Regions from separate parts of the Homo sapiens genome. Here all the other regions are linked to region 2. Evidence: chromatin loops called from intact Hi-C (ENCODE). Cell type or tissue: heart right ventricle. All regions are shown on one strand.

What was found. Hi-C counts contacts between places; a loop is a spot of excess contacts. Peaks named below come from ENCODE experiments on the same cell type or tissue, not always from the same donor. Only the 100,000 strongest peaks of a DNase experiment are listed, where the experiment ranks them.
Region 1: a loop joins it to region 2, with 3 times the contacts of the local background. A loop is called at or near these places in 32 of 110 quality-filtered maps.
Region 3: it touches region 2 in a loop (2.8-fold over the local background); 21 of 110 quality-filtered maps call a loop at or near these places.

Annotation. Positions count from the first base shown.
Region 1 is chr6:163,568,837-163,576,836 of GRCh38, forward strand. It overlaps QKI (QKI, KH domain containing RNA binding), which reads left to right. Exons shown (of 8, transcript NM_006775.3): 8 at 1,858-8,000. The coding sequence ends at 1,874. Among named protein-coding and RNA genes, the nearest start is that of QKI, 160 kb to the left of the region's middle. In heart right ventricle, no CTCF peak of the experiment used is centred here; no DNase peak of the experiment used is centred here; H3K27ac peaks cover 2,824 bases.
Region 2 is chr6:163,424,839-163,432,838 of GRCh38, forward strand. All of the region lies in intron 1 of QKI (QKI, KH domain containing RNA binding), which reads left to right. Among named protein-coding and RNA genes, the nearest start is that of QKI, 14 kb to the left of the region's middle. In heart right ventricle, a CTCF peak has its summit at 3,165; no DNase peak of the experiment used is centred here; H3K4me3 peaks cover 2,100 bases; H3K27ac peaks cover 3,722 bases.
Region 3 is chr6:163,706,902-163,714,901 of GRCh38, forward strand. LOC124901498 reads right to left here and starts at 7,476. Exons shown (of 5, transcript XM_047419664.1): 1 at 7,166-7,476; 2 at 6,836-6,966; 3 at 6,657-6,707; 4 at 6,287-6,441; 5 at 5,154-5,796. The coding sequence starts at 7,228. The coding sequence ends at 5,522. RefSeq lists an enhancer at 1,433-1,552. In heart right ventricle, a CTCF peak has its summit at 4,967; DNase peaks (open chromatin) are centred at 2,901, 3,839, 5,000, 5,470 and 3 weaker places; H3K27ac peaks cover 5,872 bases.

The DNA.
Region 1 (8,000 bases), 140 kb after region 2:
CAACTGACCTTTTAGTTGTAATGAACTGTATGGTCTTGCATGGTGACACACCTGTGTAGGAGGCCAAGACTTGGCAGAGGATGTAGTCTAGGTGTCCTGGTATATATAAATGGTCACTCACTTCGTTTATATATTCCACACTCAGAAAAGAAGTCAGAGTTTTTTCTGAGTAATACAAAAACCATCACTTACATAATTTGTATAAGAAACTTTAAACAGTTTTAATCAAAACTATGAGTAACATCAAAAATGCTTTAAGATTCTATATTTTGGAATACCTGTGAAGTAGTATGACTACATCATGTTAAATATTTATTTTCTTCTATGATTTTGGAGCAGCAATTTTTATTTTAAATAAAATTCCACTTTTAAGAAATTCAGGGAAGATTTGGTCACATTGAAGATACAGTATTTTTGTAGTATTTATAAACTGTTCTAAATGATAGACTATAGAAAACATTTTTGTCATATGAAGGTAAATCAGTCCATTATTTTGGATCATTTAAACTGAACATTACACCTTCTGGGCTTTGATTTATGAAGTGGCACAGAATCTAACTTTGCACTGAATATCTTTTCATTCACATCTCCTCTGCCTTAGTCACAATGGCAACAGTACAGAAAATTCTATCAAACCTCAGAATATAGTAGAAATAATTAAGCTGTTGAATGAGTCTTAAAAATTATACTACTGTTAAGTGGACCAAGTTTGGTGAAGCAGAATGTGACAAAGGTTGATTAAGGAAGGAACAACTCAAGGACATTGGGAATGATAACTTTTCCACTTGAGAACTACTTTATGTTTTACTGTAATTTTTAAAGTTTTTTTGTCCTTTTTGTTATTTTGCAAAAGAAAATAGTATTTACAGGTGGCTTCTTTTAAAATATAAAAATATAAAGCAGGAATGTATATGAAATGTCAGATTTTATTGTATTTGCAGAGTATTAGCTTTGAAATTGAATAAAGAAAGCTGTTTGTAGTTTTAAAATGCCTTATTGGTATCAATTAGAAATTTCTTCTATTTTTTGATGTACTTAGAGCTTTTTGAGTGTAGAATTTTAAATGGCAGGATTTTACAGTGTTTACATGCAAGTGCATTTTATAAGTGTTCTATATGTGTAAAATAGTATTTTCAACTGGAAAGTGTTGGCTAGTGCAAAAGGCCTGGCCATTTTCTGGTTCCCATGATGTTGCCTACACTGCTAGACTACAGTTTAGTATCGCTTTGTATCATGAGGCCAAGAAATTCCATGTTGTTTGTAAATAGAATAATTGAAAAAGCAATAAACATTTATTGAACAAAAGAAACCTTGTTTGGCCCAGAGTTTATGTTGAACCAAATGGTTCATAGAATTTTGAATTTCTTTAGATTCATTTCTGTTAATCATCAGTTATTAATAATCACATCCATCATTAATAGTTGCTTTAATGCTTGCATCTTAGAGAATACTAATGCTTAATAGCAGTCAGATACTGATAACTGCACTGACTGTTTAAAAATTCTGTATACCAAACCTATTCATTGTTGTTTTTCAATTTCCTTCATTGACTGCTACTAACTATTAGTTGTTAGTTGTATTTTATTTCTATTTTTTCTTGTTAACCAGTTTTTTTTTTTTTTTTGTGGGAGTGGGCTCTTCTTCATTTGTTCAAATCATGATACGAAATTGTCATGATTTTAATTGTATTCTGTAGATGGTGTCAATCAGTTTGTCAGAATTAAACATGCTTTTTTTTTTATTAGTTGTGATTAGTTTTTCATGTTGTCATTAAGCCGTCACTAGCTGAAACTAATCTCTTCTCTATCTTTTCTTTTCTTTTTTTTGTTTTGTTTTTTTTTGTTTCTAACCACCCAGCCGCCACCGGCAACTAACCTATGACCTTCTGACCTCTGAACTCTTCACCCAATGATGACCTGACCATGCCTGCCTGCTGATCAGTTAACTGGTAATCGCCTTTGCTTGCCTGTCGTCAGTGCAGCGAGCTGAGGCACTTGTCCGTTCGTCTTACCATCTAACCAAACAAAAGACAAAGAAATTGTTGTCCTCCAACTCAGCTTTTTTTTTTTTTTTTTCCTGTTTGGGTGAAAGTGGTTCTAGAAACTGCACTGAATAGTAGTAAAGCAATAAGGCCCAATTCATCCCACAGCACTGATCATCTTTTAATATCCCACCCTAAGCGAACGGTAAGAAGGCCTCTCTTAAGAAGGGGAGACAGATGGTCCTTAACTACTCAATGACAGAGGCAGTTACTGTGAGAGACTTCTAGGAATCTTTTTCTTCTCATAGCGAAGTCAAAGCTCTCTCTGAATGTACTGTGTGATGATGCATCATGCATGAACCTTCGGTCAGGGATATCATTGGTGAAGTGATTTCAAAAAGTATTCAAAATTTGATATGCTGTTTAGTCACTACAGTGCCCTCAAAGGGCAGAAGTTGCAGCCTTTTTTATATTGCCTGCCAAAATTTGAAGTATTAGAAGAAAGTGTGCCATGAGAGAAAAACTTAAGGAGTTTTGAAAAGTAATGCAAATAACAAAACTGCAACACTATTTTTAAAAAGATAAATATCTGAGTTAAAATTACTGAATCTTTATTTTACACCTAAAAAAATATGAGAACAAGGTACATGCATTATGTGTCACATTACTGGGCAAACTGTTCAAGTATTTTTTTTTAAACCTCCCTGTATAGAAAAAAATCATTAAGGATGTAAAAGCCATGCTTGCCTATTTGCTGTATACATGTAATGAAATTGTAGATAAAGTGTAGTGCATTGAAACAAATGAACAAAAAGTAGATACTTTTACTATACAAGGGTGCTGGTGCAGAAAAAAATATATATATTTTTGGAAATGTAGCATTTTATACTTTCAAGTGTTATAAAAAAAAAGAAAAAGAACAAAGAAACCCTTTATTTCATTAAATGATTTTTTCTGGTGGTTGTCAAGAAACAAAAGACCAAAAGAGCCTTTTTGTCTTTCTTTTTTATTTTTTAAGTATTGGAATAAGTCTAAAGAAAAGAAAGTGCCTTATTTTCCTTCATGGTCATTCAGTCAAGTGTCTCATAAAGATCAGCTCCTCCCTCAGAATACAAGTTAATGCATGTTACTCAGTCGCCCAGTATGTGAAAGAAGATATGAGGGAGACAAATGAGTTGATAGTTTGAATTATAGGATTTTTGCCACGTTACCTTGATGCAAATTTGCCAAATCTGATACTGTGAAAAGATTTGATAACTTTTCTAATGCCTGACTAGTAAGTTTTAAAACATCATTCTTTAAAAGAATAGTTTAATACTTTTGGTTATTCCAATCTTCAATGTTAACCCAAAGGATTCTGAGATAAAAATTATGTGTCATCTAAACTTCAGTTTACAGACAAAATTAGAGCTTTGTTTTATTTGGAGAAGGGGGATGCATTCATTTGATTTTGTTTTTTGTTTTTAATTAATTGAATATAATAGGATACCTAGCAAATGTTTTCACAAAAGTGAATCTTTGTGATTTTCATTCTAGAAAACAATGTTTTAAATCACCCAAATTTAATCACATGTCTTTATATCATACCAGATAACTGGTGTAGTGTATCCTTTTACTGTTTCAATAACCTCTGCCTCCCCCACCCCTTAACTTTAAAAGAATGTGAAAAACTAGCATCATAGTGCATATAAATACTCAACCACATTTCAGCTTAAGCTTCTAATTTCTCAAGAAGTTGAAACAGTTAGTTATGTAGTTGAAGCAATTTGTGTGCAAAGCCTACATCTAAACACTTGAGTGAATAATCATTAACTGCTCAGTACCAGACGTGGCAAATCTCAAGTGACAGTGGACCCCCCCCCCCGCCCAGCTTATCAACTCGTCCCCTCTTCCACACCTTCCCAGCATCACAGTCAGAGGTCAGCAGGAAGCTGAGTCATTACCTTCTTGGTGACCTCCCCCACCATCTTGTCTCACTTGGAAACCGTTGTCAGTTTATTTACTATGCAATAGACATTCATTGTTTTGTATCCAGCTAGCTTTGGTTTAATATGCCACTGCTTTGTCTTTCTGTTACACATACAGTTTTGATTTATTTACAATATATGCTGTGCCATTTTGATTTTTATATTGTTTGGTTGGTTGAATAAATTTGCGACACTCAAACACTTGAGGTGATAGTTGTTAAAAACAATACCAGTATTTGATCCAGTTTCATCTCAACTATGTTATACCTGGACATTTTAGATGTTTATCAAAGGTCTTTTATGGGGAAGAAAGTAAATGTATGAAATAATAAATGTGTGACATTTATAGGGAATGTTGGCTCTGAACAAACTTTTGAAAACTTGGTTGACAAAATTTTGGATCAACTGAAAAAAGCATGACTTTTGAAATCTCTGAATGCCTTGGTTCTCAGTATTATCATTCTTTATTGAATTTATTTCTTATTAAAATATGTAGTTTTTAAGACTTTTTTTCTGACAGTATTATGTAATTTTTTAGCGTGGGTAGATGGGAGTGTCGCTTGTATGTTATCGTACAGCTGACATGTATTTTTGTCTATTCTTTATTATCTTAGTTTCATGCTATGTATGTACCATAACCAACCTATTGCCTATGAGAAACATGTAAGATAATGTATTTACAGCCATTGTTACAAGTTTATAATGTATTTTTCTATCTTGTTTTATATGTATGTTATATAACATTCAAAAAGAATTTTTTTCTTGATTGAGAAAAGGATACAAAATGCAAAATCCACAATTTTGATAACTGAAAATTGCCAATTGTTTTGCAGTACTTTATTATATTGGGTGTCTTGTCTTTTTTGGGCTTTTAGTTAGCTAATGAATGAATACATTAGACACTTTTGGGTTTTAGTTGGGATTTTACATAGCTTGCATTTTAATTCTTTGGTTCTTTGCTGTTTCTATTAACCCACAGCATTATTTTAATAAATGTTATAATACCAACCTACTAACTCTGGACTTTGTCTGTTTATTAACCTTTATATGTTTAATTAAAATAAACAAATAAAGACAAAAGAATGTAAAGTCTTGAGTTACTGGACTAACCCTGAAGAACGTGACCACAGATAACATAGTGTGACTTGTTTTTATGTTGTTTGTCAGCTGACAGTTTTGCACACTACTGTTAAAATGGCTTTGGTTATTCTGGTCTTTTAGCTTGGGGGCCGGGGCGGGTGTGGGTGTAGGTGCAGTAGAGATGGGAACAAAGTAGCCTTTGTTTGAGGCATTCTTCTCTTGCCACTTGCCTTTCAGCATCTGCATTACTAATTCCACACCTTATTTTTCCTTCTCCAAAATAATCACTGTCTGCTCACAGCATCGAGTAAAAAGATACATTGTCATGGTATATACCTGGAGAAACCAGTTTGATTCTTTGTTGAACCATTTCTTTTAATTTCTGTAAATAAGTAATTTTATGGTCACATTGTAAAGCAGAGAAACTGTTGATATTTTACCTTTATTTAGATTTTTGTTTTAACTTGACCTTTTTCCTTTGGAAAGCGTTGAACTTGTTTAGCTAACTACTCCTATTAGGGGAGCTTAACTTGGGTAAAGTCAAAGGCCCACTGGCTGTTTCTCATGGTGGCCTGAAGCCCCGCTGCTTTCCAGTGAGGAAAAGAACCCTCAGCACGTTACTGAGCTTTCCTCAGGTATTTTTTTCTCTGTCACCTACTTTACAAATACAGTCAGACTAAAACATTAAACAAGAAGTTTAAGGGGGAATAACATTGGGATTTGAAAAGTTGTATGTGATTAATTTCTTGCATGCAAATCAATTTAAGATTTCTTAAATATCTTCATGCTTTTCTTGGCTGGAACTTGGGTAAATTAACCTGTAATTATGAATTATTTAGTTTAACTCAAGGTGCATTTTTATTTCACAGATTGATACTTGCTTTTTTCTGTGAAACAGTTCTCCTAGATACCAAAATCCTCAGGATGAATTTTTGCATTTGTAAATAACAATTTATCTTTGTAAATTACATTTTATTTATTTAGAGTTCTAAAATTGAGGGCTGAAATGAATGACATGTAATAGAAGACAAAACTGTACCAATACGCTGTTAACCAATCAGACTGTCCAGGTATTCTCATTTCATAAATATGTATACACACATATAAATACACAGAGTAGTGTTAGCTGATGTGAGTGATAACAGCGAATCACCATTGAGATGGTCATTTGGATCATGTAAACAAACCGTGTCATGTCTCTGATGGGAGCGGTGGGTAGTGTACTGTTAGGTGGACAGGTCTTTTAACATGCTACTATTTGTAAAAGTTTCCGTTGCCATAACAGTTCATGTAGTAGTCTGTGAAAATTCGAAGCTGTCTGTCAAGCTGCTAATATACAAGTTGTCATGGTACCATGTAACTTAAATTGATGAATTTCTATGCAATTTACTATTCTCTGAAGCCTATGAATGCAGCCTCATCTCATTTTCAGTTAAGGGTACTTTATGTATAATTATGTCATTGCTGCCTTTTATGTAGGAAATGTAAAAAAGTTTTAAAAGGCGAAAATAACATTACAGATTTCATTTTTATACAGGTTACAATATTAAACATGAAACTACCAAATTCCAAGAATAGTAAAATTCTAGAGTCAGTTGATTGATTGAAACTATTTGACAAAACAGTTGAAAGCTGAGCTTTCAGTCAAGAAGTTGGTGAAATTAATGTCCTTAAACTTTTCCTTTAGGCAAAATGTCAGGGAAAACTTAACATGAAAGTAGTTACTCCCATACGCACCAGTGCAGTAGCTCCAGGTGTAAGAGGTCACGAAGGCACCCTGCCCATAAAACCAGGATGTGCATACGTACACACAATCGGTGTCTGGTTATGGTTTTCTAAACACTACATAAGGATCTGAATTTTTTAGTGTGCCAAAAGCAAACGATAGGTTTAAATGAAATTGCTCACTACCAAATCAAGACTCTTCATATATATACGTGTGTGTATATATATATGTCATAACACTTTCACGTGTGACAGCCTAAGGTTTCTTTAGTTTTAGGATGGGGTGGGGTGGGAGTGGTTTTGCATGTTTGACCAGGATGTGATGCCTGTCTTTATTCCTTGATAAGAAGTAGCTGTTACAGCATTTCAAGCAAATTATTTTAGGTAGAATAGAACTTACTGCCAAATGATTATTTATTTAGCAAAAATTATTCTCCAACTTTTCGAATTCACAATTTTTCTAAGTGCATAGAGTAGTTTTTTACATTGTCACGAATTCCTTAATACCTTTATTTAAAATGGAAAAAATATGGACAATATTTTAGAAATATGTGCTACACATCTAATTTTATCTGTAGTTTAAGTGATCTAAATTGAGATGCCTTTGATATGAAGAGATTTACCAACATTATATGCACTCGTGCCTTCAATGTGGAATCAAACTGGTTAACCTCAGCACAGTCCTCTCGTTTCTGTGTTTCTGCTGCACTAATTGCCAGGGGGTGGGGGAGAAGGCGAATGAATTAATTCATAGTAGAAGGAGGCGATAGGTGCAGCAAAGGGCAGCCACAGTGTTGATTCCACATTATAATGTTGTTGCCTCTTCTTGGCAAAAGACACCACATTGTGGGAAGATCTCAGCTTCCAGGGTAAAAGTTAATTTATAACTTAAAAGTGCTATTAAGTTTTTATTACCAAATATATCTTTTATGGTTTATATTGTAGTGGTATGTATGAAACATTTAAAATTTTACTGTGGAAATTGTGTATATATATATATATAGTCGAAATAGGTGTTCACAGGTCACATGTGAACGGAGAACTGCATGACCGTACATGAAATGCAATAAACCAACTGGAAAAAGTGCATGTGCTTCATCCTCTCAAGCCAACTGCAGCTGGAAAGTGCTGCTTATCCTCCACCCCCAGAAAATGCATGTATCAATATGAGAATAAAGAACGCACACTTTCAATTTTATTGAGGCTTTCAACACTATTTAAAAGAAAATGTAAGAATTTGACATTCT
Region 2 (8,000 bases):
CAGGCTGGTCTCCAACTCCTGACCTCAGGTAATATGCCTGCCTCAGCCTCCCAAAGTTCTGGGATTACAGGTGTTAGCCACTGCCCCCGGCCTGCGTCATCTGCTTTCTATCAACATTTTAAAATCGCTTATGATAGGATAAACAATTAAATAAGCAAAACAGCTTTTAGAGAATGAGAAAAGAAAAAGAAAGATGATGTATCCATGTAGGTTCAGCTAGTTTTTATGTGCATGAGAGTCACTACTAACATTCTGGTAGTTTAGAGGATGTCACTTTGAGCTGAACTATCTAGTTATGTTTATTTGAGAAGTGGAACCTGAGTTGATATTAACAGCTGGTATGATTTAATGAGGTGAATGGGAAGGTGGAGGATGTTCCAGGAGAAGGGAAGGTGCAGCATTGCCAGCACCATGGTGATGGGCAAGGCTTAGGAAATAGGTACGGATTTAGTTAGTTGGAATGGCAAATGCATAGATAGAAGTAGTGGGAATAGATAGAGACTACAGAAAGCAGACCAGGTTAGGGCTAGATTGTGGTGGGCCTTGAAGGCCAGAATACATAGTCTGAATTTTATTCTGAAGGTTGTAGGGAATCTTTAAGGCTTGGATTATTTGGGGGTGTCAGAATGAACTCTTTGTGCATAAACTGAGAATGTATACAATATATATGGGTTTAAAGTAGACATTGGATGAAGTGTGAAGAGTCAAACTATTATATACGTGGCTAACCCTTTAGGAAAATTTTTTGAGTAGTGATATTTTCTCAAAATAGTATTAATAAAAATATTTATATTGAGTTTTCTGTATTTTAAACTCCTTAAAGATTTTTTAAATTTTGTTTTAACTAGAAACAAGTCTTTGTTTTCCTTACCTACAGGTTAGTGTATTCATCCTGAAGGATTGAGAACATGTGGGGCTCATTTGTTTAGCTGTCAGAGCCCAATTTTTAGTTAGAGAATTGAGCTTTTATTTCTATATGAGCTAAAGACAATTGAAGAGACTCTTGGAGAAAATCTTAGGAATTCTTGAATTAATTTGCCTTGAAGAAAATTTTGTCCCAATTTCAGAGATCCTTTAAATATGTTTTACCAAGTTTGATGCGGGCTTTTAAAATTTAATTGTATTAATTTTTGTGTTTATTTTAGGTAAATGAGAGATATCTTGACATTCTATCCCTAGAGAGATACATATTTGTGTATCTTTAAAAGTTAACACTTCCTTACATAGTGACATTACACTGAGCAAGATGGATTAATCCTACAGATAACGTAATAACCAGTCCATATTCAGATTTCTGTAGTGGATCCCCTGATATTCTTTATAGCTGGATTGTTCAAACCAGAATCTTACTCAATACTGCTCATTAAATCTGGTTGTTACGCCTTTTTAAATCTAGAACCATCTCTTTTTTTTTTTTTTTCAAATGACATTGATTTAACTTGTTCAGGGCTTGTTCCTTTATGCCCTGTGTATCTATTAACATTGGAAGCTAGTTCTAAAGTAGGTTCAAGAATAGCATCTTCCACTGGAGTACTTCATAGGTGCTGCTGTGTACTTTGTTATCTTACATCAGGAGGCACAGTAACTGGCTCTGCCATCAGATAAGGAAAGATTGATACCTGGATTAGAGTGGTGATAGATGGATCCTTGTACTTTAAAGGTAGTTTTTTTTGTTTTGTTTTGTTTTGTTTCCCCACTTGGAACCAGAAGGTGCCCCATCGACCAAAGGTGCCCCGTCAACATTCACACCTGGTTTTGACCAGTTTTTTGCCTGAATCAGTTTCATCAGAGCTTGCACCATGATGATACTTTAATTCTGCCATTCTTTCTGCAATTACTTGGCATCCTTTGAAAGGTACAGCTTTCTGACCCCAACACGGAAATACATTGCGATTTTGAAGTGAGTTTCTAATGGGGCAAGCCAGATATATGCTGCTGCTTATTATTACTTGGTTCTCAAAGTAAAGTGTTGGTTTGCTAGTTGCTTCAAATGGAGACCAATGAATTTTTTCTCTCTTTTCTAATCATCTTTGTAGACTCATGGATTTCATAGATTCAATGTACTTAAGTCAACTATAATTAATTTTGATGTTAAAATTATTACAACTTTAGCCATTGATAATTAAACTGGCTCCTGTGTCTGTTGAACTGCTGCTTGCTTTCTGGGGCACAAGGCTTCCCTTGTGCCTTGTCTGCCTTGCCTGTTCTGGAGCTACACTTGGCCATTTCTCCAATAGGAATGGTATGAAATACTTGAATTTAGGTGTTAAACATGTTCATTACTCTCAGGATGTGATTACTTCTGAGCCATTTTCTATGGACAGTATTGACTTTAAAATTCATTCATTCATTTTTATATTTTCAATTCAATTTTTTAACGTTACTGTTAATTTTATACTCGTACCTTTTTTTTTTTTTTTTTTTTTTGCTGGCCACAGCTAAACTAATGTTGTTCTTGATGGTGACATACTTATTTGCTTTATTCTACAATATTAAGGAAAATACTTTCAAAATAACAAAATTAATAATATTACTAATAGCAGTAAAACTATCTTTAAAATTTTTAAATTTGTTTTAGACATGTTACCAATAATATAGCCAGTGACCCATTTTTCTGGTTGATGACAATTATTTTCCTTTTTTGGTGGGGGGGTCCTCATTCTGTGTATACTAAGTTTTAATTTCTACTGAATCTTGTTTTTGACTTTTTGATGCTGTCATTTATTAGCTGTGTTCTTTTGTTGTACTTACTGCTTCTATTAGCTTTTACCTTATGCTCAGCAGACATGGAAAATACACATATATTTTAATGTCAGGTGCGTGCGTGTGTGTGCCTGCATGTGTGTGCGCGCGTGTGTGTGTGATGGCAATATGATCCAGAAAGATAACTTACAAGGAGATGGTTGTTTATACTAGTGCTTTGTATCTTAAGCACGAAGGGTAGGGAAAAAAGAATATGACAGGCAAAATGTTTCAATTTAGTGAATTCTTCTGAATAATATCAGTAAAAATATATATAGATCTTTAAAGCTTTTAAAGTCATATGAAGTAGGGGAAACCTCATAGGTAGAAAGTAAGTCTTAAAATTGTATTTCTTAGTAGTTGCAAAATCTCTAGTGCAAACTTGTTGTCATTAAGAACTTTTAGTAGTAAGGAACTTATGTTCCAGCAGATGGGGATGTTAGTACACAAAAGAGAGCACTCAGTGATTAAAATGTGTTGAGAAATAACCCTTTTGCCAGAATAGGAAAATGTTCTCCTTTAAATTGTAAGGGAAGAGTTGCTCAGGAATGTGACAAATAACAGTTACCTAATTGAGTATTTTCATTGGCATGTGAAAAAGTTGTCATAGTTCTTTAAAGAACTTGTCTTTTTAAGAGACTATATGTTGGTATGTTGACCATATTAAATGTAACTAGTTTAGTACATCAGATTGATTGCAGCTATTTTCTGAAATAGTTTCTGCCTTTACAACTCAGTTGTTTGAAGGGTTTTTGTTTTGGTGGGTGACTGAGTCACATATATTGAGAGGTATCCTGTTTGTACGTTTTCTTTGTAATTATAAAGTCTTTAGGCAGTTTATTTCTGTTTATTAAAATAAATCAGAAGAAAATGTGTCATAGTTTACTATATGTTATATGAAGAGAAAGTTCTTTTGGGGATCATAGTTTTATCATAGTAATAAAAAATTATCAGCAGTAAAAAAGATAGTCTTATCTCACTTTTATTATAGTTTATAGCATTACGACATACTGTTAGCTTTTTTAGTAGGTAAATACTACATAGATTGCTTTAACATATGCTTTGCAATTGTTGAAATACTGCTCATTTAAGTTCCTTCTTAGATGTGATTCAGAAGTGTACTTTAATGTATTTAAGTTATATTTTCCTAGTTCAGTTATATTGAGCTTTTTTTTTTTTTAAACTGTCAAGGCAATTTAAAATACTCTTGCCTTCAGTGACTTGAAATTGAACTCTGCACAGGAGAGAAGAATATGTCTTGTTTCTATATAGAGAACCAAGGAGGAAGAGATTGACTTTGCCACCTTTGTAACTGATAATAACTTGCATTTTAGTCCCTGCTCCCCAGCCCCACTTTTTTCCTTTTCTGTTATTCCTAAAATGTAGAGAATTGGAGATCGATCCACAGATTTTCAGTTCATCTTTGGCAGTAGCATGGTTTGTAACTTTTTTCATTCCTGGAAGAAGCAGTGGTGAGGGCACAGAGATAGCGTAGCACATTGTCTTTGAACCTTAATGGGAATTACTTCTTTTCAGGGAAATATAGCAATGGCCAATTTTGTCTATACATTTTAAGATTGTTTCTTATAGTTGTTAGAGATTTTATGAGAAGCTTGAATTTCTTTCAGTAATCCTAAAGAACTGTTATAAAGAACTTATTTATCAGAAGAAATATTCCTTATTGGGAAAAACTAAAATATATCAATTAAAAAGTTAAAAGTACTCATCATGCACTGATAGCTGCTCTTAATGTTTCCTTGTAGTCCCCCCCCACCAGTGTTTATGGATGTAGCAAAATTGGAATTACGGTTTTTAAAAAAAATTATATCATGAGCAAAATTTTTCCTTGCCATTTCATATTCTTTGCAAATATAATGTTTATAGTAATATATTTCATGCTGTCGAGGTATATTATAATTTACTTAACTAATCTGTTGGACTTGCCACTTTGCTTTCAGGAAATGTGTGTAATGATAGCATTAAGTGGCTTTAGAAGTTACTTTTTTAAAAGCCTTAAGTTACAAAATACTGTAACTGGGAATTATGAATACCAAACTCTTATTTTTGCAATGCAGTTAATCTGAAATAAGCATTTTATGTTGCATTGCAGTAGAAACTGGTTGTTAGGATGCAACGTGATTTTCGAATAATGTCAGAGTTGCATATTTCATGTATTAGTTTTTAGTGACTTAACATACTTAATTGAAACTTTTCATTCTATTCTAGGCTGTTTGGTTGTATGCTATTAATATGTGTGCGATGTTATGAGGGACACACTAAAGCTTCAAATTCATTCCTTCAAGTTATCTCAGTAGTTGGAAAGAATATGAAAATAAGAGTAACAAAGGAAATAGAAACATACCAAGAAGACTAAAGACTGGTGCTAAAGAGGGTGTTTTTGGCTGAGGAGGCTATGGAATGTTTCAGGAGAGGAGGTAAAATTTCATCTGGCTCTTAAAGGACAGGTAGGATTGAAGTGGAGAACAGGTAAGGGAGTGGCGTTCTAGACACAGGGAACGGTGTTCTTGAATGTGGGAACATTCTGAGTAGGAAGGTGTAAATAATTCTCTATTAGAGAGAGCTTTTTATACCTTTGGTCTTAGCTTTTTCCTTTATCTGCCTCCATATTTCTGTTTTTAGTCCAGATTTTCTTATCTCTATCCTGTACAGGCATTACATTATAGAGTGATATATTAATGTGGTAGATTGCTGTGATTGCTGCTGTCCTTCTCTTCCCTTCATTTTCAGATGTTCTTTTTTCTTGACTTTGACTCTCTTTAGGTTTTTGGAGAAGAGGGGTATCTTACTGCCTAACTTTTAATTTTAACTATTGTTTATCTGTATGCTTAATTTGGCTTTTTATTTTTTTTGTTTTCCTAGTGCATTTGGATTTTACTTAGCTTTTATTATGAAGCCATGTGTTTCAGTTTTTTTCTGTATGTGTAGGTGATTGGGCTTATGAATTGATCAGGAGCATGGAGGAATAGGTACATCTGGATTAGCGAGTGTGTGAATTCTTGAGCTGATGGGCCTAAGCTCTAAAGGATAGATTAGTTGTCAGCATATTCTGGTCTAGATAGTATGGCATAGTTTTTACCAGTATGCTTTCTTTTCCCCATCTTCCCAGTTTGCTTTTTACTCTAATGGCTTGAAAAAGTATAGGTTAGGTTGGAAGTGAGAGAACAAAAATCTGCTAATTTAACTCTGAACAAGGAAGGCTTTAGGCTGATGTTTGAAAAGTGTGTTCCATGGAATACTGGTCTCCTGAGGTAGTCTGAGAAAAGAAGGGTCCTGTAGTCCAGGAAGTTCTGCATACTCCTTTTGTGAATTCAGGATGTGTTGCCATATTAAGTCTCCAGGATTTGCAGTCAAGAAAGTTAACTTGGTTTAACTGAGCATTTTCTGAAATTACTTGGTTAAGGAAATACGGTTTTTCTTTCTTTTATTCTTGGTACTAGTTCTGAGGATATGTTAAGGGAAATTTTAGGGGATTGTTAAAGATCTGTGGATCCTTGGGTGGAGGCAGGTTTAAACAATAATTGTTTGGGAATCTTAATTTTGAATGAGAGTGCTGGCTCAAGTCAAATCAAAGTACCCCTTGGAAAAAAAAAAGTTATATTATTCCACTTAGGTTGGGCTTCAGGTTTCAATTGAAAGGAAGCAAGAAAACTGTCCTTGTCTGGCTTTCATTAAATAACAATTCAGTCAAATGATTTCAGTAATGAATTTTGTCTAACTCAAATGCATTTGTTATTTAAATAAAAATTAAGATGTGCTGTTTTTTAAAAATGTAATTCTCTAAATAAAAAAAATTAACATAGAATCCTGCCAGCTTAAACATCAAACTGAAACTTACTTTAAAATAGGTATATACAGAGAAATATGCTCATGTTGTAACTCATGCCTGGTTTACATCTACATTTTTTAAATTTGGGAATGACTGAATTGTGAGGTGAAGAGGAATTAGTAAATTTTGGAAAGAAAAATACTTATCTTTGTTAGGTCATTTAAACAAACATTAAGATGCAATTTTGTGAGATCTGTCAGTAACACCGGTTGTTTTCTGTGAACTTAGATTTTAATCTATTAATAGAATATATTATCTCCCCTCATTCAGTTATATCATAAAGTTTTGGTGACCTTTGTAGCCTTTATAAAAGGGAAGTCTAAGGGTGGATAGTAGAATAGCATTTTATTTGGAAGGCCCTAAAGATTTTTGTAAAAAAAAAAAAACAAAAAACTGTTCTTATTAAAAAAAAAAAAAAACCCTGTAATTCTGCAATTTTAAAGCGGGTGTGGATTTGAGAGATCGTAGACCCATTCTTCATTATATATGTAAATGCTGTTCCTTTACAAAGGATATGAATACATTTTATATTTTGGAAACTGCTGGTTTCAGGCATGTTAGATCATTTGGCTCTTGGGACAGAAATATATTTAAGTTACATTATTAACAAGTAAGAGTACCTTTGGGCCTGATCCCCTCTAAGCAGAATAATGTCATGACTGATAATTGTGTAATGTGGCTACCTTCTGTTGTGAATAGTCTTAATTAATTTAATTCTGTTTTGTTGCTGGAAGTATCTACCCAGGGTATTTTAAATTCTTCCTCCAAATAAGAATACAATCAAGCATCTAATGCACAGTCATATTATCATTAAATTGATGTTAAACCAAAGACAAAGGCTCTCCTAGGTAGTGTCCATTAGCATTTTCCAGCAGGGTGAATCTAGGTCTAGGAACAATTCACTGAATATTTGCCTAAGGGTTTTCACTTTCCATGTTTTACACAATATAAATAATTTAAAATCCCCCCCCTTTTTTTTTTTTTAAAGAGATGGGGTTTCACCCTGTCTAGGCTAGAGGGCAGTGGTGCTATCATAGCTCACTGCATCCTCTAACTCCTGGGCTCAAGCGATCCTCCTGCCTCAGCCTCCAGAGAGGTAGGACTGCAGGGGTGAGCCACCATGCCTGGATAATTAAAAAAAATTTTTTTTTTGGTAAGAGACAGGGTCTCACGATATTGCCCAGCCTGGTCTTAAACTTAAGGCCTCAAGTGATCCTCCTGTGTCAGGTGTCAGCCAGTAATTTAAAATGTTTTGTTAAGAGTAGTCTCTCTCTTTCCCCACTTTGTTATAGATCTGAGTCATTTGCTTTGGAATAATGTGATAAAAGTCTAAGATAAAGGATTGCTAGACTAATATTTAGACATGTTTGTGTTGATGTTCTGTACAGGTTGTAGTTTTATAGGCTAGAAT
Region 3 (8,000 bases), 280 kb after region 2:
AGACCCAGTGAGTCAGACACTCTGGCGGTGCCCCACACCAGTCTGGATGTTCACAAGCCTCCAGGCGAGTCTGATCCTTGCAGTTTAAGACCAAGGAACTAGGGTCTGGTATCAGGATAGGGGATCCAATGAATACAAACCATCTCTCAGAAGCTTAAATTCATTAAGCACCACCTAGAAAAATGTCTACACCCAGAAAGCTGGATCTATTTTTTTCTTTTGTGTCTTTATTATATTTAAAGTATCAGTCAAAAATACCTGGTTCCCATAGTGATGAGCAATTAGGATATAAATGCATGGGTATGGATATAAATTCTAAAATCCTTGCAGGAGTTTAATATTTGCTTTACATTTAATAGGAAAAGAATGCCGTTGTTTTCTGCCTGGGTTGCATTTTTTTCCTTTCCTTTTACAAATTGGTTTAGCCACATCCTGTACTTTATTTGCTCCTCTCTCCCATAACTCTAGAATTAGGGTACATTAGAAGCTATCCGTAAACTCCAGTGAGGACATGTGATAAATTTAAGCTGGAGCATTTAAAACGAGCTGGGAGAGTAGAGAGAGAAGTAAAAGCAGCCATTTGTGATGTGGGTGGCAGTTTTTAGAAAGTGTCTGTGGAGGGCTAGTGGCTTGGCATGAGGAAAGAGAGGCGTTCCTCAGTGTTGTCCACAGAACAGACACTCCTGTGACAGATGTGATCTTCAGGCAAAGTGGTGCTCGTGCACAGGCTTACGTTAGCACACCTGCTGGTGCAGAATGGTAGGAGAAATATTTCCCCAAAGGACAGAATGCGGATGGCTGGACAGAAACCACTGGGGGAAGGTTCCTGGGAGGAATTCCAGAATGTTTTCTCTGGCAAATAGGACAGAGGAGGCAGAAAAGCAAACCGGATCTCACTCCAAGTCTTTATGGACACAGATGGAAAGGAGAGCAGGAAGAAATCACAGGTCACACGGTGGGAGACACGGTGTAGCTGAGGGTAACCTAGTCGTGTTTAGGTGTGACAAATGACTTGCACTGTTTGCCAGACAACAGTGCCCCCCCATCCCCCACGGGGGTGTAATTCCACTAGTGACACTGATTCAGTTTCCAAAAGAAGCAAAACTCTTCTGCTATAAGATTCTTGATTTGTAAGAGTTTCCCCAGCTCAGTGCTTCCCCTTAGCTTTTTCCTTTTTCATCTCTAAGAGGTTATCACTTCTCAAAAACAAGAGTGCTTTGCCACTTCTCTAGTAGCAAGGTATGAAAACATGCTCTAAAATACTTACTTCCTCCAGCTGCACTGCTGCAGGCGGCCGCCTGAGGGATGGAGATGTTCTGGGCTCAGGGTGGACGGGCCTCTAGACAGAGCTATGGACCCTTCTCCAAAGCTGTGCACGAGGGACGTAGATTGGCATAAGATGCTACACAGAAAACCTGTCGTCTAGATTATTCACGTGGTGGAAAACCTCCATTGGGGCATATTACCATAGAAGGGAAAAGGGTCTGTTCTCTCCACCACAAGCAATGGAGAATGTCCCATATCAAAGATAAGTTTGCAGCCAAGGTGGCCTTCATTGGTAACAGGTTCCATAATTGGCAATGATAGGTATTTTCCTTGCCTCGAAACACAGTCAAGAGGGGAGAGTGTGAGAAGCCAGGGACTTAGGACAGGAGGTGAGGTGATGAGTCATTTTGGTTTCTCAGAGCTGACCTCTGTTGTATTTTTATTTGGGGGTTCAGTCTCTGGCTTGAGGGCTCTTCAGAAAGGAGAGCTTACTTTTGTCACGGAAGGAGGGATGGAGACCTCACCCTTTTGCATGGCCAGCTGGAGCCCCAGGTGTCGCGTGTCCAGCTCGTGGGTGGCATGATGTCATGTTTGTTGACCACGTTGGACCTCATTCTGTCCCGAGAACTTAACTGGGCTAGGAGTTGTGAAACCAGATTTCTTGTTATTTGCTTAGACTTGCTTTTTTTTTTTTTTCCCCATATCCACAAAATGAGAATCCTGGGCTTTTAGTATAATAAGGATTGAAAAATGATTATAAAATACAAGGCAAAAAGATCCATGCTATTTAAATGTTTACTATTATTTTGAGATTCATTTTATGTGCCATACTGCTTTACAAATAGTCTGTAATATTTTAATACAGCACTTTATCTTCGTAATCAAATCTTGAGAAGGCCCCCTATAGCTAATCTTTCTCAAAATCGGCTTAATTTATTAGTGGATAACTATACTTAGGCCTCTTTCTAGAACCTTATGAAGTTTGACATGCACTATTTTTAGACATTACGGGTTCTCTTACTGAGACGCTCCAAAGGGAACAGTGGGGGCAGATGTCCTCCAGGAACCTTGGCAATAAATCCCCCTGGGTGCATGACCTGGGGTCACCAAAACTGCCTGCTACCCAGCAGCAGCAGAAGGGAGACCCAGGTTGGCAGCTGGAGTGACTGACAGTGATTTCCTTTCTGTTCAGTGATGAGCCCACCATGAAGAAAGGGCACGAATCTGCTTCCTCTCTCCCTGTCCTGGGAACGGTGCCTGCCCGTGATGGTATCCTCAGGCCCCCCTCTCTGCGCCAGCAAGATGTCCCAGGGGACGTCTGTGCATTCAGCCAGGTGACCACTAGAATAAAATGTTCTCTAGGACCACCTAAGAGGTAACCCTATATTGGAGATACTGAGGAGAGAGGCCGGGGTGGCTGATAGGGTGGGGAGGCACCATCTGTCTGAGTGCACCCTCCCCTGAGACCCTCAGGGTGTCCTGGGGAGACCAGCAGGTTGGAAGTCCTACGCTTTGAAATTTTTAATTAAACAGGAACCTTTGAAGGAAGCTTTTGATTGTTAGTAACATCCTGACTTGCTCCCCCCATGTGACAGGCTCCCCTTTGTGTGTGGCCCCTCCTGAGTCCACATCCTTCATAAGGAGCGGCTTTACCTCCCTTCCTGTAGGAGAGGAAGCCAGGGCTGTGGCCCAGGGAGGGAGGGGAGGCAGCCACTTCTCTCTTCAGTGCAGTTCATTCCAGTTTGGCTCTGACTGTGGCCAAGCAGGGAAGGGGTGCAGGATGGAAGGCAGCAGCGTGTACTTAGGCAGCTCAGTCAATGGAGCCCCCACGTCTCATCCCCTGCCAACCCTGGGCTCTTCCTGGCTGGATCTGGGCAGCCCAGGGCAGAACCTAGAGTCCAGGGCCACTGGTTCTCCTTGCCAGGTCCCAGGACCCAGTCCTGTTGAAATAACAGAGTTGATGGGAATGCTCTTTGCTGGGCACGAAGCACAGGCTTTAAAGGGCTGCCCATTCGCCACCACACTAGATACTCCCTGAAGGCTATGGGCACTTCCTAGCTCCTCAGCACACCCACAAACAGACACTAGAGGTTAGGGAAGGGCGATGCCACTTTCAACAGGCTGTTGACACTTAGCAGCATTTTGTAGACCAGCCTAAATCAGTGGTTCCTGAGCATCCTTATCCTCTCAGAAAGCTGATTTTGAGCCAGATTAGCTATAAGGGCCCTCTCCTTTCAATATTTGATTATGAATATAAAATGTCTTCCTAAAATCTTATAGAATGTTCATAAACTAGCATGGCACGTAAAATGAAGCCAAAATAATGCTCATAGTAAACCTTGTACTTAAATAGCTCAGATTTTTTTTCTTGAATTTTGTAATGATTTTCCAATGCTGCTTATGTAACGGCCCAACATTCGTGCTCATAGATATGGGAAGAAAGTCAGCAAGACTAGGTTTTGGAGACTAGTCTAAACCCAAGTGTGGATCTGGGTCATCTGGAAATCAACAGGCAAAATCCTTGGCTGCACTCAGGCCTGTAGCTGCAGACTCTCAGCCCAAGAGCTTGTGTGTTTGACAAGCACCTCGTGTCACTCACAGGCGTCCTGCTCTGCATCGATATGGAGGAGCACTGGAGATTAGAAACCTCTGGAAAGAGAGGAGATTGCAGTGAAGCCCCGGGGTCCTGGGTGTAGCCAAGGAGGTGCTTCATGATTTTTACTTACTTCCTCATCTCTCCACTCCTGGTTACTTTTTGGACTTCCTATTCCATTTCCTGCTTTCATAGAAGCCTAATTTTTAATATTTAAGTTTCAGTCAGCCGAAGAAAGGCAATCTGTCTTCTCTTTCACACAGTTTATGTCTTGAAGGATTTCTCTAATCCATTCCAGCAGTCGGTTAAGGGAAAGTTTTATTTAACCCCTGCATCCATGCCTACAATTGCTACTTGCCAACATTTCATTACTTCTTGTAGAATGTAAGTGCCTGTTTCTAAAAATGAAAACTTATAGAGATCAGAGCCCTTCATGATACCAGCTCTCTGCTGTGCTTGTGGCCACCCGATGTTGGATACTGGGTGATACTGCAGAGCAACGGAGCATCTGTGGGGAGGTCCAGAATCGAGAATGGTCTGATGAACAAAATATGCCACCAGTCTTGTTTGCAAGGGGGCAGCACGTGATGGAGGAAACAAGGTCCTTTTCAGTTCTTAAAGTCTTCACTGACAGGTCACAGAAGTATAGGGTCCCTTTTGCCTTTTCCTTCTTGGCGATACTTAAGTCTGGCTCAGATGCTTTTGTGTGTTCTTTTAGAAACTATCAACCTACTGCACACAAAATATGTGTACTTGGATGGTGTTTGATACGGTGTGGATGCTCAGGGTAAAAAAGAAAAAATAGCCATAACCAATTCTGGAAAGGAAGGAATGAAGAAAAAGGTTGTAACCTGCTGGGCGGGTCTAGAACACTCCACACCCATCCCCCAGAATGAAATCAGCTTTCCAAGTCATCTGTTTGGGCAGGAGTTTCCAGCCAGTTAGAACTCTCTGTCCTCCCTTCCAGTCTTTTAGGCAACGCTGTATTTTGAAAGCCAGATGAGGAAGGCAGATGTTTTTCCCATCTCCACCCACATCAAGACTGTTGTTTGCCAAATAAACTGGGTTGGGACACAAATCCTGCAGAAGGGCTGCCACTGGGGGCACTGGAGGCTTCTAGCCCGGGTCAGCCCTGCCAGGACCATGGGTGGCGCACCTGTTGTCAATTAACTGTCCAGGCTGAACTTGGGAACGAAGGCCAGAACAGGCGTGGGAGGCTGGTCCTCCAGCTAAACTTTGACTTCAAGCTCAAGGAAGGGTTTGAAAGGGTGGGAAGAAAAATATTGCACATTGGTTGGGTGATCAATATTTATTAAATTTAGAGCCATTTATACTTGCCAGTTCTGCGTTTTGTAGTGTTTTTGAAGCAAACGCAACTCATTTTCTGGCAGAGAACTGATGCTTAGAATTAGAAAAACAAAGTATTAAGTAGAACTGGCATAAGACCCCATCGACGAGGGATGGATTTCAAAACTTCTCAGCCAGCCGTCCCTCCGTGCACATTATGAGTCTGGAAACCCAGGGATCCCATGTGAGCGCGCTAGGGAAGTGGAGCGTTGCAGGCCTCCCGAAACACAGCTGCCCACTGCCTGCCCACATCCTCCTTGGCAGCTTGGGGTGAGCTGCCGCTGAGAAGCTACGCTGGCGCTGAATTTCCTCTTTTCAGCTGCGTACAAAGATAGGCCCTTGAATTGTGGCATCACAGCACGGTGCTCCAGCCCATGTGTTGGCCTCTGTTCCCCAGGGAGTGTTGGAGGGGAGCGTGCTGATCCAGCGTCCAGCTCTTCCGGGAGTGGGCTGGCTGCTCTGAGGGTGGCTGTGGGTGAAAGCCTCCCGGGGTCTGCTTCTGGGGGAAAATGAGGCTGGCAGTGGCCTGACCACTCGGTTTTCCAGCCACCCAAATTCAGTTGCTCTCTGAGCTCTTACTGTACACGGAGCTGAAATATTGTGCAGGAAGCAATGAATCAGACCCTTTGCCTGCAGGAGCCTACCCTCTGGTGGAGGACACCCACCAGCATGAGGATAAACGCAGAACTGGGACAGCGTGAGCGTGAGAGGCACAGGCAGAGCAATGCATGCTGGGTGTGGACCAGGAGAGGAAAAGCCACTTTTTTGCTTTTTTATTCAGGAGGACAAATAGCAGGAGAGGCTTGTTCGGTATTTTTCAGCTTATAGGCCCCCCGACCCCCTTCCTCATCTCTTTCTTGCAGGGCCTACAGCTATTTGGTGTTAAAAACTGAATTTTGGACAGATAAAAATGCCAGTGTTTTCCTGGTCTGCCCGGCTCTGGCTGCTCCATCTTGGCCACGGTGGCATGGCTGGGGTTGGAAAGGGGAACCTGGGGGCCTGCAGGGAGCCAGGCACAGTCAAGCGCAAGCTCCACCTCTCTGTTCCTCCCCTCCACACACTGTCCAGGGCCATGGTCACCTGGTGCTGGCTCCAGCGAGTCCTGACCCCAGCTCTGGCTCAGGGCTTCCCCTGGAGACTTCAGCAAGTCTCCCCGAAGCCCTGCGTGCCTTTCCCACCAGGGAATCCCTCCAGCCTCAGGTTTCTGTGGGCTCCTCCCACGCAGGAGAGGGTGCCTGGAAAGTGGACATGTCCATTTTCAGTCCCCCTACCGTCTCCCCTCCTCCCCCCAACTCCTCCCCTCCCCCCACTCCTTCCCATTCCCTACCCTCTCCTCCCCACCCCACCCTCTTCTCCTGCCCCCCACCCTCTCCTCCCTACCCCCACCTTCTCCTCTCCCTCACCCACCCTCTCCTCGCCCCCAACCCTCTCCTCCTCATTCTCCACTCACCCCCATCTCTTTGGTGAGGCTGTAGAGTGACTTAGGTTATCCCAGAGTGACCTGAATGTTAAAGAAGGTGCTCCCTGTCTTTCCACATTGCTCCCCTTTCCTTTCCCCTCCTTTCCCATCTCTTAGTCCCCCTTACCTCCCACTTCCCTCCCTTCTTCTCCCTCCACGCTGCCCCTCACCCTGTTCTCTTCAGGCTGTCTGGCTGCCTGCGAGGGTCTCCCTGGGCACCCAGCTCCTCCACAGGAGGGTCCCAGGCCAGGCCTGCAGGGAGGCTGGGGCAGGTTCTCAGCTTGGCCTCGGGCTGACCCCACTTCTCAGATAGAGAAGCCCATATTTAGGGTATAATGGAGGAGTACGGGGAAAGGAATTAAGACACTGATGTGGGGATGGGAGGGCAGAGGGGAATGTCGGGGGGACAGCGGGGAGGGGAGGTTGATTACAGCCTCTCAGGATGATGTGGATGGGTGGGAGGGAGCAGCGACCATGGAGGCAGAGACAGTTGGGGGCACCTTAGAGGGAGGCGCAGAGGGGTGGTGACCTTGTCCCCGGAGGGACCTCCTCCTGGGCTCCATGCTCAAGAGTTGAGGTGGTGTGGGCTGAGGAGGCCAGAGGTCAAATGCATGGGAATCAGAAGTCTGGCTCCAGAGAATGAGAGCAGCGAGCCAGTAGGGCCAGGCTGCTTTAGGACCAAGGTGGCAGCCAGAGACAGTGGCAGTGGAGAGCCGGGAGGAGACTGACTCTAACAAGGGGAGGTTAGGAATTTCATCAGGGGCCAAATGGTTCGAATGTTTGTGTCACTCAAAAGTCCCAAGGGGATGGTCTTAGGAGGTGGGGCCCTTGGGAGGCGATGACGTCATAATGTGAAGCCCTTGTGAATGGGATTCCTGCCCTCGAAATGGAGGCCCGGAGAGCTCCCTCGCTCCTTCCACCACATGAGGACATAACCGGAAGGCACAGGCTGTGAATCAGGGAGCCCTCCCCAGACACAGGATCGCCTGGCACCTTGATCTTGGACTTCCCAGCCTCCAGAGTGTGAGGAATAAGCCGCCGGGTCTAAGGTGTTCTGTTAGAGCTGCCCAAACCAATGAAGCCAGGAGCCCTGGATTACAGCCTCTCCCTCCCCACCTGCCAGGGCACCCCTCTCTCTAACTTACCTGAACATGCCCCTGGGCCGCAGTGACTCTGGGGCCCCAGGAGACTCAGGAGAGGGCATGGTGGACACCCAGCAAGGCCAGCCCCCTCTTCCTTCATGAATTCTGTCACTCGCTAAGCGTAGCATTTACAGAACCATCAGAGACATTTAAGGTCCATAAAACTATGCGTTTATAGGGAGCATCTATGTGT